2 separate regions of the Homo sapiens genome follow, and region 1 is linked to region 2. Evidence: chromatin contacts called from ENCODE Hi-C data. All regions are on one chromosome and are shown on one strand. Each heading gives the region's core, a stretch centred on a gene start or an enhancer-like site at or near the end of the contact. The rest is flanking DNA. Distances are from core to core; before and after follow the strand shown. Region 1 overlaps GALNT18 (polypeptide N-acetylgalactosaminyltransferase 18). Region 2 overlaps GALNT18 (polypeptide N-acetylgalactosaminyltransferase 18).

Region 1 (3,920 bases), core at 451-2,950, 120 kb before region 2:
AAGTCACAATGCCACTGCCTAGTCCAGGGTAGGTTAGAAATAACCCTGGATCCTGTGGCTACAGAACTGCCCTTGGAGATGCTTCACAGCTGGTAAAGAGCTGTCCATCCTCTGCCCTAATCCCTGCTGAGCCCAGGAGTGAGTTAGGGATGGAGGCAGCCCTGCTATGGTGTGATGACCCTTGGTGTGGGCAGGGCCAATGGTCACTGGAACATGCTGGCATGGCCATATGGGCTGTCTTGACCAACATCTGTTCAGATTGGTTGGGTGTTCTGCATGGGCAGTGCCCATCTGTTCCAGTTGTTAAGTATTTTGAATAGTATTTCTGTGCGGAGGTCTCATTAATCTACAACTCCAGTGGCTGAGCTACCTGGCCACAGAACTGTAGACATTTGCACTGGAAAAATGAGGAAGAAGAGTTCAGTAGCAGGATGCGGAAGGGAGGGATTTTAAGTGGAGGAACAGTCTGGGCAAAAGCCGGGAAACATGAGAAGCCTGGGATGTTCATGGCTACATCTCAGGGACGGTCTTAGGAAAGCAAATTTGATGAGGAGGACCCAGGGCTAGTCTTTGGGGGTGGCGGGAGGGAGAAGGAATAAGATGGCACCTTCCTTGCTGTCGGATTGAGAACACATGAGGTTTGCCCTGAGTCTGCCGAGGTATTTCACCAAGGGGTTTGCATCTTGGGAACAAACTGGGAAACCTGGACCCAAACATGGAATGTGACAGGCCAAAGGTCACAATGGTGAGTTAGTGGCAACCCCAGGGTCAAAATGATTGTGAAAGAGAGTCTGTTTCACAGAGATATCTGTCTGTCTCTTTAACTCAATTTCCATTTTGCTTTTTTGTCTGAAGTTGAATAATACAGAACTTTCCACCGTCCAGACTCCCTCCACCTGGCCTTCCTCTCATCCTCTAGGAAGCCACCACACTGAGGGGTTGGGGCACATCTTTTGTTGAGTTTTCAGGTTTTCTGAAGGCATTTTATAGGAGAACTCACTGAGTCACAACTCAGAGGTTGACTACAGAATGTTCAAGCCACATTCTTCACAACCCCTGCTCCCAGGGCTCTCTCCTCACTGAAACAGAGTGAAAATGTGGAAATTAGCTCTTGAGCATTCCAGGGCTTAGCACATTGATTTATACAATTGTCTGTTGGCATGGCCTTAGAGCACACAGGAATGGGCTTAATCATTTATTCAGAAAGAGACAGGTTATCAATTAATCTTAATCGTACCTGCTCTTTCACTGCCCCTCCTCACAAGGAGCTCCAGGTGTCAGTCCCAAAGCCCAGGTCTAATCTTCACGGTTTCTGATGATGGCCTGCGATGCCCATGGGGTACCCTGGCGGGGTTCCAGAGGCTAGAGGCCTGATGGGTAGGACAGGGATAGAAACTCCCACCTCAACCCCCACCTAATCCGAGCAGCTCCATTCCATCTGTATTATATATTGAGGTTTGCATAGGAGTTTATTTGGACACACATTAAATGACGGAATTTGAAAATCACTACCTGAAGTGAGCAAGCCAGTGAGCAAGCCATATAGCCCAGCCGAGTAGCCTGCTGTCTGTCATCTTCTAGTCCTGGTCAAACCTAGAGTATGGTGACAGGTGGGGCTCGACTCAGGGCTCCCTAGATCCAGCAGACCAGGGTGGCTCAGTAAGTTCCTGAGAGCTGGCGCCATGCCACGGCTGCAGGACTGGAGCCTTCCTTTGCCATCACCGCCACTCAGCTAAACAAATGTCCAGATTCACATTTTTCTCCAGTGGGATTGTGTCTGCCCACAGCCAGTTCCCAGCCAAACCTATGTGTCTGCTGGGGTGCTGCTGGCTGGGAAACCCGAGCCGCCCTCTTGGCTGTCTTTGTTTTTTCCCTGGCTGCCCTGTGATGCTGCCCTTCCTTCTTTCCTTCCTTCCTTCCTGAAGCCAGGGGGCAAGAGAGGCCACCCCATCCCTTTTGGGTTTCCAGGGAGCCAGCTGGTCCAAGCCTCAAGTTCTTCGCTGCTGACATAGCCCTTTCCATTTCTAACAAGGCACAAGGCATCAGAAGGTGGTTTTTAGGAAAGAGCTGTTAGGGAAAGGTTGGCTGGGATTGCACCTCCCTTTCTTCTCCCCTTCATTGATTTTGCTAATGCAGCAGGAGTCCCGAAGGAAGGCAGCAGCCTGCAAGGGGATCACGTTGCCCATTTGTCCTGCGCACAGGAGGCCCGGCTGCTGCGACGCACAACCTTGACATCCCGCCTCATCTCCTGACCCGGGAGGTGGGGTCTCTTATGAAGATGCCTTGTCGCTTTTTGCTTTTTCTCTTTCTTCTTTCTGTAAAAGCCAAGCAATACATTCAACCTGGTGAAGGAAAGGATAAAAGGGAAACCTCTTCTTAATTGGCTTAAGGCCATTGCACACATTACCAGGTGCACTCAAACTGCAATTTACTTTTTAATTAAAATTCTTTTTACCTGCAGGAAAGCTGAACATTGGGCCAGTGTTCTCTTACTTGAAAAGGGTGTTTTGGGGACCAGTTAAAAGGAGAAAGTGTGGGGATTATTTGGCTTATTGAGTTTTTTTTTTTTTTTTTTGGTTCTTTTTATGTTTTTCGGCTCCTTCTCATGACTGGCTGTCTTTTGCTAGCCAGTGACCTGCAGGAGCGTCAGCCCCAGATCCTTGTACAAACCTGATGGCTGCTGGGGTTCTCCTGACTCACCTCCTCCCTGCCCTTATGCCATGGGACATTGTCAGCCTTCGTGGGAGTTCAGCACCTTCTGGGACATGTGTCACAGTCTCCTCTGTGTCTGGCTGAGGCTCGTGTGCCTGTGGGCCATGTTTTGCCCCAGGTCAATGCTGGCAAGAAAACCATTCCCTCTCGCAGTTCTGGATGAGACATTCAGAGCACTTTCATTTTAGGGAAGGGTCCTGGGGACAGTCACATTTTGGAGCTGAGGCTGGCTTTCTCCTTCTCCTATCAAATTGCTTCTTGCCCTTTTCCTGCCAAATGCCCCTGCCAATCTGTATTCCTCCCTCTCATTATATGAAACAGTTTCTTCTTCCTGGAAGCCTTGGCCACACCAATAACCACCCACGCCCTGTCTTCTTAATTCTATTTAATCACTTCCCAAACCAATGATCTTCCTAATGAAGATGCTCTCTCCCTCAAAGTGCCAGCCGGGAGCTTGTCTGCCTCCTCTTGACAAGAAGATGAGAGCTTCCCTCTTTCCTAGGGCATGGTCCCGAATCCTCCAGCCCTTCTGAATCGATTTGGGGTGTTGAGCCTAGGATTCTGTGCTTCTTCAAAAGCTCCAGCCCAGCTTCTCTGGGCTTTACTTAGGCCCCCTTGTTTAGGGGTGAGAGAATGGATGCAGGCCCTCACCAGTGACATTCTCTCTAACAAAACGGAAATTGGAGGGGTGGGGTTTTTGCACTATGCAGTGTGTGAGTGGCTTCCTTTCTGGCACACAGTGGTGACTCAGCTGCTGATATACTAGGCAGTTTTCAGAGAGTGGACGGAGAAGGTTCAGAGCTGACCTGCCCAGGAGCAGGGCTGGACAGCAGGGCTGCTCCAGCTGGTGCCAGGTTCCATTCTGGGGCCTGGGGCAATTCAGTGGCTCCCACAGTGGTCGTCTCCGCTCATCTGCTGAGTCCACCAGGGTCTGGTGGGTGTGAAGTTGAAAGATGATGACAATAATCAGAATAATGGCTACCATTACTGAGCCCCTGGAATGGGCCAGGTACTTGCTGAATGCAGCACATACGTTATTTCATTTCATCCGCACTGCAGATGTGTGAGGTAAGTATCATCATCCCCCTTTCACAGATGAGGAAACTGAGCTCAGGGCACACAGCCAGCCAGCGCTGCAGATACGTGAGCCTGCATCGAGGTGACAGTCTGACAGTCTCAAAGGCAGGAAAAAGAGTTAAACAACTGCT
Region 2 (4,096 bases), core at 1,478-3,977:
AGGCTGGCTTGGCCTCTCAAGATCTTTCTGGGCATAGGCTTTTTTGTTCACTTTAAAAATCCATTTGTGGAGCAAAAACTCATGATTATGGAAGAAAGTTTAGACTTTGTGGAAAATCCTGGGACCCACTGAAGAAGCCTTGCCTGACCTTGTACAGGAGCTATCAGTATGGATGCTTTTCAAAGCCCATGGCTGACAGAGATAGATAAGCTTGGGACCCCATTCACTACATCTTGGACGTGCAGTTTCTTTGTCCAAAACCTTTGCTTATTTTGTCTGGCTGCAGGCCGGGACTGCCTCCTTCCTCTGCTTCAGGTGCTCACAGAGCAAGACTGGGTTGGTAAATTAAGAATTTGCCAGATGGAAAGGACTAATTTTTCCCCCTTTCAAAATCATGAGCATGACGGTTTTTGCACACATTCCGCCGGACACATACTGCATTCATAATACAGAGCGTCGAGACAGCATAAAGGTTTCACATCTTTCATGTGATAAATATTTTTACCGTCATGCTCAAGAAATGGATTTTGTTTGAAAATGGCCTATTTCCTTTGATGGCTTCTTTGACGTGGATTCAAAGCCTTTCCCTATCCTGCCAGGGCCTGGGGTTGGGAGGGCCTGTTTGTTCAGTTTTTTCGAAGGACAAATCCACTTCTCCCTGATGAAATACAGCTGTGACTGCTGGGGGTGAGAGATTTACGACTTAGGACAGTAATGAAAAGACGTCCAGTGAGCCGACAGCTGCTGGGAGTGATGGCACGCTCAGCCCTGGGGCCACAACAGCTAGGGCTCCCAGGGGACGTGTAAGCAGACCTCAACCTCGCTGGGGCCCTGGCTCGTATTTATCCTTCTGCACTGTACACTACATTTAAAGAATCAGATGTGGGCTAGTTAACTGAATAATATTTCTTCTCACAAGTTTGTTTTTGTAAGTGTTCTTTTCTCATCTTTGAAATGACACATTTTTAATGCTCTTGCTATAAGCAGTGAGCAACCACTTGGGACTAGAAGAATCTGTTTTCAGGATGAGCTTTTGTAGGCTGCTGCGGGCTTCTGGAACTCTCTCTCTCTCTCTCTGTGTGTGTGTGTGTGTCTGTCTGTCTGTCTGAGTGTGTATGTCCATGTGTGAGGATACAGCCAGTGATAACTGAGGGAAGCAGGAACCCTGTTCTCTTGTGGGAGACTGTACTAATAGTTCCAGGGTCTTGTGATTGATATCCTCTCTCTCCACACTGCAGAGCACTGCTTACCCTCCCACCTGCCTGTCCTGTAGGGGCAGGTGCATGCTATACATCTAGACCCAGGCACCAACACAGTTAAGGGGTCTCTGAGAGAGGAGGTTTGCTGGTGTGCCCAGGGCTCAGGCTCTGGGGTTTGGCTGACACCCCAAATACTTGTTCTTTGAGCAGATTGCCTTTCCCCAGAGCCATTTTGCAGGACCCCTCCCGGGTGGTGGAGGGAGCACTGAGCAGGAATGAGGGCATTAAGACCCTTTTTTACTTCCCGGTCCTAGAATCAGCTGCTGCCTGGCTGTGTGACTTCAGGTGGTTCCATTGAACATTCTGCTTCTGAGTGAAAGCCACCAGGCCCTGTGTAAGCCACAATCAGTGATCTGAGCACCTTAGAATTGTGACATTTTAGGGCATGAAGGGATCTTAGAGATCACCTTGTGTTTACTGATGAGAAAAGGGCAGCCTAAAGAAAAGGAAGGGCCGGGTGCGGTGGCTTATGCCTGAAATCCCAGCACTTTGGGAGGCTGAGGCGGGTGGATCACTTGAGGTTAAGAGTTCGAGACCAGCCTGGCCAACATGGTGAAACCCCACCACTACTAAAAAAATAAAAAATAAATAAATAAAAAATTAGCCGGGTGTGGTGGCAGGAGCCTGTAACCGCAGCTACAAGGGAGGCTGAGGTGGGAGGATCCCTTGGACCCAGGAAGTGGAGGTTGCAGTGAGCTGAGATCATGCCACTGCACTCCAGCCTGGGCGACAGAGCAAGACTCCATCGCAAAGGAAAAAAAAAAAAAAAGAAAAGACTTTGCCACAGCCACACACTGAATGTACTGAGAGCCAAGACTAGGAAGTTCCTCCTCTACAGCTGAGATTCTCAGAGTGGGGACCGTGGACCGGCAGCCTTAGCATCCTCTCATAACTTGCTAGAAATGCACGATCTCAGGCCTCCCCTCAGACTGCTGAATGAGAAACTCTGGGGTGGGACCCCACGATCTGTAATCTGACTGCCCTCTGGGTGAAGTCTGATGCTTGCTGCTGTTCCTACAGCACCCCGCTTCCCTTTAAGACCAGAAGAAAGAAACTGGAAACAGGCAGGCTTCCTGGGAGAGGCTGTTTGAGACAGGGGAGCACATGATAGAGTAATATTACAGATGAAAGGTACATATGATTTTTGCAGCTTCATTCAGGCTGCAGGTTTCCCAAAGCAAGGACTCTTGTAGCAGAGCCTTGAAAGGAGTCATGGCGTCTGGCATTGTTCTGGGCTGCAGGCTGTCCTACTGGCAAGGGCCACACTGCTTTCTCCCTGTCTAGCCCAGCTGTTCCCATCCGTGTGTCTGTGTCAGGGAAGCATGCCTCTTTAACATTAGCAGGGTTGGTCCGGCTTGTTCATTCCAATAGATTGATGTGTGGAAACACTGGGAACACTGTTTTATGTGTGAACAGTGTAGTGTATATTTAGAAGTCCGGGTGTCAGCTCCGGGCTGTCAGCTCGGTGGCGGGCGGGAGCGGGGGGGATAACGGTATGTGCTTCAGAGTTTATTATATCTCTCCTAGGCAGAATTCTAGCTTTAAAGGTTGCTTTAAAGTAGCAAGTAATGGCACATATAAATTCTGATTCCTAAGATACAGACATTTGTCACTCTCTAAAATGAGTTTTTTCACATGTACTTTATATAGTTGGCATGGAGTGTAAAAACTTGACCCTTTAATAGCAGCTTTCATTCTGCATAATTTCTAATCAAGGCTATTTCCACTTCTGTGAGTGTGTGTGCACATGCTGAGCCCTGCTGCTCCTACCTGCACCAGCCATCCTAGCCGCACACTCAGACACACCCAGGCCCAGAAGTCCCCCTTGCAGGGGAGGAAAGACCCAGCAGTGCCAGCCCGTCAGGAGTGGAGTGGGATTTTTCTGACGGAGAGAGATCATCCTGTAGTATCTGGACTAAGCTTGCAGAGTCAGATGTCTTCCTGTCCTTTGTCTGCCATGTCAGCCCGGACTGAACTGACTCTGGTCTTTTGCTGGGACCCACCACCCTTCCTGAGTCCTAGCCCACCTAGCTGGAGTTGCCTTCCCTAACTCTTGCCAGTACCTCCCAGAGTGCAGGGCCAAATTCCTGTATCCCTGGCTGTCTTAATCTGTTTTGCATTGCTATAAAAGAATACTTGAGACTGGGTAGTTTATAAAGAAAAACAATTTTAACATTTTTTCTCAGAGGGTTCTGAATCCCCCCTCCCCAAATAAAAGCAACAACAAACTAACAATAGAACTGCAGCTTTAGGGAGTTTTGAAAGCCACACTTAAGAGTAGCCAAATACCAACACCGAAGTCCAAAGAACAGTAGCAGGAAGCCAGTTGGACACTATAATGATTCCGTCTGTGTGGGTCAGGAAGAAACAGGGAGGCAGGAGGGCGACTGCCTCAGTCCCTGCTTTGCACCAGCTAGGGCTCTCCTTTCTACCTTGTTAGTGAGTGTACGAGGGAGGAAAGGCCAAAAGGGCTTCAAGGTCAGGGAGGAGTGGGCAGAGATAAGGCTCCTTCACAGCTCATGGCCACCTGCAGCCCTCAGGTGCGCTGCACCTTTGGAGAACTTGGATGACAGCCCTGCCCAGATTGTACGGGGTGTGTTCACACTCAGTGAGTGTTGGGGTGGACAGAGCCATTTTGCTCAGAGTAGTGTTGGACATGGTAGGCTCTTTGCAAATGTCAGCTATTGGTATTTTGCCTCACTATAACCCTGTGAGTGAAGTATTAGAATCTCTTTTTAATAGATGGGAAAAGCCACACAATGATTGGACTCTTGCTATGGTAGCAGAGTAATGGCCCCTCAAAGATGTACACATCCTAATCCCTGGAACCTGTGAAT

Evidence for each region. A loop is a pair of places that touch in the nucleus more often than their neighbours do. Pooled maps may share reads with other maps.
Region 1: a loop to region 2 is called in a pooled map of right lobe of liver, with 1.8 times the contacts of the local background. The contact joins two enhancer-like sites. A Hi-C loop is called at or near these places in 1 of 50 pooled maps.

The regions. Positions count from the first base shown.
Region 1 is chr11:11,576,986-11,580,905 of GRCh38, reverse strand. The region is part of intron 1 of GALNT18 (polypeptide N-acetylgalactosaminyltransferase 18); the gene reads left to right. Among named protein-coding and RNA genes, the nearest start is that of GALNT18-AS1, 9.0 kb to the right of the region's middle. Within about 2 kb of position 1,700, at least 9 of the 41 ENCODE cell types and tissues checked have a DNase peak (open chromatin) inside an H3K27ac peak, as active enhancers do.
Region 2 is chr11:11,460,207-11,464,302 of GRCh38, reverse strand. The region is part of intron 1 of GALNT18 (polypeptide N-acetylgalactosaminyltransferase 18); the gene reads left to right. Among named protein-coding and RNA genes, the nearest start is that of GALNT18-AS1, 110 kb to the left of the region's middle. Within about 2 kb of position 2,727, at least 5 of the 41 ENCODE cell types and tissues checked have a DNase peak (open chromatin) inside an H3K27ac peak, as active enhancers do.